Linked DNA regions of Homo sapiens: region 2 is linked to region 1. A link is a contact called in ENCODE Hi-C or POLR2A ChIA-PET data. All regions are on one chromosome and are shown on one strand. The core of a region is the stretch at or near the end of the contact, and the rest is flanking DNA. Distances in the headings are between cores, read along the strand shown.

Region 1 (4,396 bases), core at 98-2,597:
TGAGGACAGGGCCTGGCTCAGGGAAACAATTCCTGTCATCTGTGCAGTTTACCATCCCCTCACAGATCGCCTAATTTGATTTAACCAAAGCAAACAGGCCACGGAGGCAGATATTGTTAGCAATCCAGATCTCTCCTGCTACCTAGACTAAGCTTAACAAATATTTGATTGAGAGAGAGAGAGAGAGATTGGGAGAGAGAAACTTGAGTCACTTTGTGGAGCGAGGAAGCCCTTCTGGGCTAATGGAATGGTTCTCTGTAGCACATTCAACAGTACTCATAACAGCTAGCATTTGTTGAACTTAATTTTTTTTCTTTTGAGACAGAGTCTTGCTCTGTCGCCAGGCTGGGGTGCAGTGGCGCGATCTTGGCTCACTGCAACCTCTGCCCCCGGGTTCAAACGATTCTCCTGCCTCAGCCTCCCGAGTAGCTGGGACTATAGGAGCGAACCACCACGCCCAGCTAATTTTTGTATTTTTAGTAGAAACGGGGTTTCACCATGTTGGCCAGGATGGTCTCGATCTCTTGACCTTGGCCCGCCTCGGCCTTCCAAAGTGCTGGGATTACAGGCGTGAGCCACCGCGGCCGACCTGTTGAACTTAATTTTCTAATCTCTACCTGTGTCATCCTCACAGATATTCTGTCTGCAGCTATACCGGCAGGGATCTTTATGTCTTATCTGTTATCTTCCGGTGCCTAAACAAGGCCTGGCACATAGTAGGTGCTGAATAAATGGCGTCAGCCCGAGGCTCCTCAATTCGTGCCCGGGCTCAGGTGCAGCGCGGCGCTCCAGATCCTGCCGTAGCGAGCGGCAGCGCTGGGCTCCTGCCCCGCTCCCGGCGCGCTCCCCCAGTGCTGGGTTGGGCTGGGTTGGGCTGGGCCGGGCCGGTCCGCGCTCGGCGGCAGTTCCGGGTGCGCCGCAGGAGTGAGCGCGTGCACGGGGTGGGGCGCGGAGGGCCGGTCCCCTCCCAGCCGCGGTGCCTTCCGCATCCCCGCCCGCGGGGACTGTGGGGTGCGGTTCCCTCGCCGCCACTCGCTGCTGCAGGCCCAGAGTCGGGGACTGGACCTCAGACAGCCAGGAGACCTTTCCGCCCCGGCCCGCAACCCGTGCCGGGGACTCCCGGCAGCCGCGCCGCGCAGCGCCGCGCCCCGCCCCGCCTCGCAGGCCCCGCCCCCGCACCCCGTCGGCGCCCGCCTCTCGCGCCGCTCTCCATACTTGGCGATCGCCGCAGCCCCGCGCGCTCATTGGCCGCGAGCTGGCGGCGTGGGGGGCGGGCCCGGGCCGGGCCGGGGCGGGGAAGGAAGGTGGCGGCGGCCCGGCGCGGGGGGAGGGGGGTGCTGACCCGGATGTTCACTCCTGGGCACCCGGGGAAGTGGAAGCGCCGGGCCCTGCTGCGGGGGGGAGAGCCACTGACGCCGGGACCGGGACCGCCGCCGCCGCCGCCACCATGGTAAAGGCCGCACGGCCCCCTCCCCGGCCCGGGGGCCCCTCCGGAGCTCGCGTCCCCCTCCCCCTGCCCATCCCTGGCCTGGGACGGGTGGCTTCCCGGGGTGGGGGAGGGGCGGGGTCCCGGACCCTGGGTGGACCCGGTCCCTCCCCGCCCAGGAGGGTGCCGCCGGCGCGGACGACTTGGGTGGCAGTGACCCTGCCCCCGCTCCCAGCCCCCGCCCTTGGCGCAAGCTGGAGTCCCACTCACTACCTCTGTGTTCAGGCTGGTCTCTCCCATAGCCCAGGCTAGACCCTCCCTCCCGAACCGTGTCCCCAGCCAGGCACCCCCTCGGTGACCCTGGCGTGGGCCCCCTTCCTCCCCCGGTCTAGGGCTAGGTCTGCTTTCCCCCGTCTCTCCGGCCCAGGCTAGGCCGTCGTTTCTCCCTGCCATGGCCCAGGCTAGGCCGCTGCCTCCCTCTGTCCCTCCCCCTTTGCCTTCTCCATGGCCTCAGGCTGGACCCCGGTCAGCCCCTTCTGCAGCGGCCTAGGTTTGCTTCCCCTCTTCTCCGTGGCCTCAGCCTGAATCTCCTCTTCTCTCTGTGAACTTAAATCTGGACCTCCTCTTCTCCGCCCATGGCCCCCGTCTGGACCTCACTGCCCCCTCCCCACCATGATCCCCTTCCCTGGACTTTTCGCCACTCCTAGCGTAACCTGCGTCAGCCCCGCTCGGTCCCCGCCCTGAGCCTCTCATCAGGGTCCTGCCCCCTGCCTGGTGCACGACCCAGGGTCCCCTTCCCTGTACCTGGGGCGCGCCTTCTTTGCAGCCTTTGGGGAGCGAGGGGAGCTCTCCATCAGGGATGGGGTGGTCCCGGTGCTGTGCCTTCTCAGTTGCCGCTTCTAGGGAGGCCGCCTAGGAGCCAGCGAGGGAAGGGCGGGCATCGGTGTGCCCAGAAGGCAGCGCGCTGCTCTGCGGGCCCTTCTCGAGGCTGCCGCCGTGGGTGCTGTGCGTGCGAAGCATTCTGCAGGGCAGGCCGGGGTCCACGGCGCCCGGGCCTGAGTGGGAGCCGAGGGGCGAGGATGGGTGGCCCACAGGACAAGGATGAACGCACAATCGCCCTTGTGAGGCCGTGGCCTTGGGGGGCCACCAGGCCCTGGATCCAGCATATGGCCTGGACACGATGCACCCAAGCAGGCGCAGCCTCCCCTTCCCTCTGAACTGTCAGCTTGCAAGGGTTGGAACTGCTGATTATGGAAGTCCCTCGGATCAGGTGAGCAGAACGCCTAGGGAGAGTGCTGGCTCCGCTCGTGGTGTTTGTTTTGGTAAAGAAGGCAGATGCTATCCAGACTTTTGAGGAACCTGGGGTTTCACATAGGCCCCCACAGATAGACCTGCCCTCCTGCCACTTGACCCTTCTGCAGGACAGGCCCAGCACTTAGGTTGGAAGGGCCAGAGAACTTCTTCCTGACAGGATCAAGGGATTTTTGGAGCATGTTTGTATGTGGACTTTGGGCCTCAAAGTGTTTTGAGGACCATGGTTCCTTGTTTAGTCAAGGGATGTTGCTGCTGAACGAGGGTGAGTAGTTGAGATGGGTTAAGCTTTCTTTTGATGCCTTCCTGTATGCTGATTAAAAACATGGGCAATGCCACTTTTAAGGCCTTCGGATTTGTCCAGTAACTTTGGCTGAAAACTCCTTGTTTGGGGAGGTGGGCCTGGCCCCAGGCCTTGATGGAGAACGACTTCTCCAGGGCAGTGGTGGGTGAGGACTTTGAAAGTGGGCTGAAGTTTCCTGAGTGTGCACTCAGGACAAAGTATAAGGCAGGAAGCAGCGATTCTCGCCAGGTGATGGGAAAGTGCCTCAGTCCCCCAGGAGGAGCACATGACACCTGAAGCTTCTCAGGAGTCTTGTACTCAGCTCTCATCTGAAAAGGCTGGAAAGGGTGGAGGAACTGTCTGCCAGTCACTGTGGTGTGCTTCACCTGTACAAGCTGTTTTCATCCACAGGAAGCCCTTCTGGGGCTGTCCCCATTTTATAGATGAGGCAGCTGAGGCTCAGGAGGTGGAGTGACTTATTCAGGGTGTTGCTCAGCCAGTGGAGGAACCACTGTTGGTCAGTGGAAGCCCATCTGGCAGGCTCTAAACTGTTCTTCCCATTGTACCAAGCTGCTTGTATGTCAGAAGGTTTAATGATACCGTTTGAAAAACATAAAATGGGATATTCAAACATGGCAAGGGGGGAGGAGCAGTATTTATTGCCCATGTATTGTATTTTAGATCCTTTGTATAGGAAATCATGTTTATAGTGAAATAGCTGTATGGTGATACAGGCATATTTAGCATGGGCCAGAATGAGCTCTTGGAGGGCAGAGATTTGTGTCTTGTGTTTTCCGCAGCTGTATCCGTGGGGCCTAGAACAGCACCTGGCGTTGGAAGAAACCACTTGGAATGTTCTCTTTGGCATGTGTCTGTGTCCATGAACTTACCTGCTTGGATTTCATATTCATTCTCTCAGTCACTTGTTCTTAGTATCCCTTAGCCTTGTAATTTCTGACTGCTTATTGTTACGTTTATCCCCTATTTGAATACTCTGACCATTAAGCCGGTGTAGATGGTTGGCGTAGGACAGAAGTGGTGGTGTGAGGTTGCATTGTAGGTAAATGAATTCAGATCACCATGTTTTTCATTTTCAGTAGATTTGATGGTAGAGAATACAGCTAGATCTCTGTTATCCATTGAGGGAAATAGTGACTTGAGAATCTAAAATGCATTTGACTTTGGAATGAATTCCATGATTTTTGTTGGCATGAGTTTCTCCTTCCCAGTTAAAATGCATAGGCAAATGGAATTTATTTGCATTCCCTTAGCAGGTAATAATCTTACCACTGTCTGAGTGCTGTACAATTTCAGAGCACCGTTCCTTACACAGCTTCAGTTTCTGACTTGGGAATTATTCTTAGTTATGATGATGG
Region 2 (3,937 bases), core at 437-2,936, 310 kb before region 1:
GCAGGGGAGTGCAGAGTGGTGCCTGGTCCCACAAAGCTGATCTGCTGGAAGGGGCTGCCAGACATTAAGAGGAGGGCTGGCTGCAGTTCTCAATCTTGACAAAGCTCACATGCTCAGATATAACCCCTTATTCCCCTAAAGCCTGCACACGATTGACCCATTTGACCCTCACAATAACTTCATGGGTGGGTAGAGCTGCCCTTCTTGGTCCTGATTGGCCAGTGGGGAGATGAGCAGATGAAGGAAGGAACATTTCACAGGTGCGTGAGTCCCAGGCTCTGAGCTGGGATGCTGGTCTCTGACCCCCGTCGGTACCTTTTCCTCCCATAACCCTAGATTGTCTTCACTGGGAGTAAGGGCAACAGCTTCTGAGGCCACGATGATTCATGCCCTAGCTCTGGCACTCATTAGCTCTGTGGCTTCTGCATTGTCTGGACCTGAGCCTCGGTTTCCTCTCCTTCAGAGTGGGTGTGATGAAATTTCACAGGGTTGCTAGGGGAAAGAGATCCATTCATTAAGTGCTTCTTTTGAGCACCTGCAAGTGCTAGGCACAGTCCCTGGGGCTGGGCACACAGCGGAGAGCAAGGCAGCCTAAACCCGCCCACCTCCAGGGCTTTTAAAGTCTAGTTGGGGCTGCGCGGTGGCTCACGCCTGTAATCCCAGCACTTTGGGAGGCCGAGGCGGGTGGGTCACCAGAGGTCAGGAGTTCGAGACCAGCCTGGCCAACATAGCAAAACCCCGTCTCTACTAAAAATACAAAAATTAGCCGGGTGTGGTAGCACACGCCTGTAGTACCAGCTACCAGGGAGCCTGAGGCAGGAGAATCGCTTAAATCCGGGAGGCGGAGGTTGCAGTGAGCTGAGATCGGGCCAGTGCACTCCAGCCTGGGTGACAGAGCGAGACTCTTATCTCAAAAAAAAAAAAAAAAAAAAAAAAAGAACTGTACCTGGCGCGTAGTAGGTGCTCGGTAAATTTGTTCAATGACTGAATGTGCTGGGTGCTCAGGGAAGACTCTCAGATCCCATCCCAAGAGACCAGAATGGAAAGCAGGAAATGGATTGGGGGAAAGGGAGGTCTGAAGGCAGAGAGTCCCAGGCACGGGAGCCTCCAGGCAGAGGCCCTGAGACAGGACCAAACTTAGCGTTAGGGAAAATGAAAGTAGAATCAGGAAGAACTTAGATATCTGAACACTTTGCAAACTACAAAGTGCTGCATACACGTGCGGGAAGGCGGTTTCTGCGGCTGGTTCTTTGTTTACATTATACATTTTTGAAGACTTTGTCTTCAAAATGTGGCTTTGGGGCATGCCACTCTCGGGGCCGAGTCCTTCGCGGGCAGTTTCTGCAAAGTCCAACCCTGCAGGGCCCTTCTCCCGCGCCGCGCTGTCTCGCTGCTTCCTGGAGGGTAAATGGACCCACACACAGATGTGGCGCCGCGGGCTTGCCGGTCACCTGCAGAGGCCGGCACCCCTGTCGCGATGGGTGGTGGAGGTGGGGCAGAGGTGGGACGAGCCAGGTCGGGACCCGCAGCTGGCGAGTCAGAGCCTGGAAGGCCCCGCGCCCCCGCGCCGCGCTCCCTAAGTGCTCCGCCCGGCCGGTGGCGACCAGGCGCGCTCGGGGCAGGCGGCGGGACGGGCCGGGACCGGGGCCGGGACGCGGCGGGGAGGGGAGGGGCCGGGCCGGGCCGGGCGGGAGGAGCCGCTCGCCGGTTTTGCCGCCTCCGCCTTTGCCTTCGCAGCCGCCTCCAGGTAAGGGGGCCCCGGAGGAGCCGCCAGGCCACGGTGGCGCGCACCTCGCTGGGCCACTCCCCGCCGGCCCCACGCGGGGCACTCGGAGCCCGGCCCAGCCCCGGGGCCCTTTGCCCTGCGCCCCGCCCTCCACCCCGGGGACACTGGACCCACCAGGAAGCGGCCGCGCGCTCCCTGGCGCTGCCTGCCCTAAGCCCAGGCCGCCTGCTGGTGGTTGGTTTGTTTTCAGAGCCGGAAGTGCTTTTAGAAATCTTGGGGAGGCAGAGGGGGAAACTGAGGCTGGGCGGAGCACTCGGGCGACTCCGGCCTCGGCCTCCGAGTTCTTAGAGGTCACCCAGCCGCTCCCTTGACAAATGAGGACGCTGGTCAAGGTCAGAGAGGAAGGGGGCTTGCCCAAGGTCACAAGAGGTCCCTGTGCTTCCCCTTGCCCCACGTGGCCCCTCCACGCCCCCGTCAGGAAGGCCTCTAGGACTCCCCCGCCTCCTGTCTCCCTGTCCCCCCGCAGACTCTCAAACAGAGAATTCCAGGAGGGCTTGGGGAGCCTCTGGAGAAAAACCAGGCTCCTCATGTTACAAGGAGGCCATGTCTTCTGGTGCCCATGCCTGAAGTTACAGGAGGGAAGAATTACTGCTGCTGACTTTTGAGTGGATTTTACAGCTGGGTAAACTGAGGCTCAGAGAGGTGAGGTAACTTCCCCAAGACCACACAGCTAGGAAGCAAGAGATAAAAACCTGGGCTACCTGCCTGGAGAGCCTGACCCAGTGCTTCGCACAGAGTTGGCCTCCACAATGCCTTTGCCCTGACCAGGCTGCCTGGCCCTTCCCTGGGGTTGCACTGGGAATTAGGAGCAGGGCCAGGCTAGAATCCCAGACTACTACCTAACTCGAAGTAGGAGTCAGCACATGAGCCCCCTTTTTCCTAACTCAGTGTTCATTGCAGAAAATATGACACTCTTTTAAGCTTTGGGAACATCCATTTGTTCATTCACCAAATATTTGTTGAGCACCTACTGTGTGCATTGTTTAGGCAACGAGGATACAGCAGTGAACAAAAAGGAGCGCTGCCCTCAGGAAGTACACTCCAGAGGGTGGAATAAAGCCCTGCCCTTCAGCCTGGGGAGGGAGGGCTGGGCACAGGGGAGACCACTGGCATTTCCCCAACTGTGAAGTACATGAAGACAGCAGAAGAGATCGGTATTAGAGTGGCCTCAAGCCCTCGTGTGCAGCATCAGACAGAGATGGGCTCAGGTGCTAGCTTTGCAGCTTTGTAACTGAGTGGGATCAGGCAAGTTAAATGACCTGTCTCCAAGGTTGTTGTGAAAATTAAAGGAGCTGAAGCCACAAAAGGCCCAGTGCAGTATCTGACACTTTGGGAGACTTTATACTTTTTAGTCCTAAGGCCCAAGGAGGAGTTGGACAGGAGGAGTTCATCGATTAGGTTGTCATAGCTCAGCATGTAGCTCCCACAAAAGCTGGGGTCTGGAGAGTTCCTCATAAGGCTCAAACCATCTCTCTCTACTCTGGTACCACTGGGCTACAAAGGCTGATCAGCCACCAGGGCTGGCTAACGTGGGACCTAAGAAATGTCAGTGGGTGGTTTCTCATTGTGTTCTCTTTTGGCCTGTGTGTTTTGTAAACAGTGTTGTACATTATAAACCGGGGCTGCTGATGAGGAGTGGGGAACTGGCTCTCTGGAACGTGTGACAGCAGGCAGAAGGGGTGAGAGTGAAATCCAATCCACTTTCCATTTAGCCGACCTCCGCTTCAAGCTGCCCTGATATCATGGTACCACCCTCTGCCTAAAACCCCGCTCTGGCTTCCCATTTTCTTCTTTCTCCTTTTCTTTTCTTTTCTTTTCTTTTCTTTTCTTTTCTTTTCTTTTCTTTTCTTTTCTTTTCTCTCTCTTTCTCTCTCTTTCTCTCTCTCTCCCTCCCTCCCTCCCTCTCTCCCTCCCTCTCTCTCTCTCTTTCTTTCTTCTCTCTTTTTTTTTTTTTGACAGAGTCTCACTCTGTCACCCAGGCTGGAGTGCAGTGATGCAATTTCAGCTCACTGCAACCTCCGCCTCCCAGGTTCAAGCGGTTCTCCTGCCTCAGGCTTCCAAGTAGCTGGAACTACAGGCGCCCACCATCATGCCCGGCTGATTTTTGTATTTTAGTAGAGATGGGGTTTCACCATATTGGGCTGGTCTTGA

What was found. Hi-C counts contacts between places; a loop is a spot of excess contacts on that map. ChIA-PET counts read pairs that join two places held with the same protein, here RNA polymerase II (POLR2A). Pooled maps may share reads with other maps.
Region 2: a loop to region 1 is called in a pooled map, with 7 times the contacts of the local background. The contact joins the promoter of TMCO4 here to the promoter of CAPZB in region 1. A Hi-C loop is called at or near these places in 1 of 37 single-sample maps with no recorded cell type and 4 of 50 pooled maps. POLR2A ChIA-PET finds 5 or more read pairs at or near these places in 1 of 52 experiments (activated CD8-positive, alpha-beta memory T cell).

The regions. Positions count from the first base shown.
Region 1 is chr1:19,482,490-19,486,885 of GRCh38, reverse strand. CAPZB (capping actin protein of muscle Z-line subunit beta) reads left to right here and starts at 1,347. Exons shown (of 9, transcript NM_004930.5): 1 at 1,347-1,450. The coding sequence starts at 1,448. It also overlaps a transcript of LOC105376819 not described here. RefSeq lists silencers at 771-1,500, 1,531-1,640 and enhancers at 1,545-2,053, 2,054-2,561, 2,562-3,070.
Region 2 is chr1:19,797,665-19,801,601 of GRCh38, reverse strand. It overlaps TMCO4 (transmembrane and coiled-coil domains 4), which reads left to right and starts at 1,686. Exons shown (of 16, transcript NM_181719.7): 1 at 1,686-1,747; 2 at 3,387-3,465. RefSeq lists an enhancer at 1,018-1,518 and a silencer at 1,442-1,941.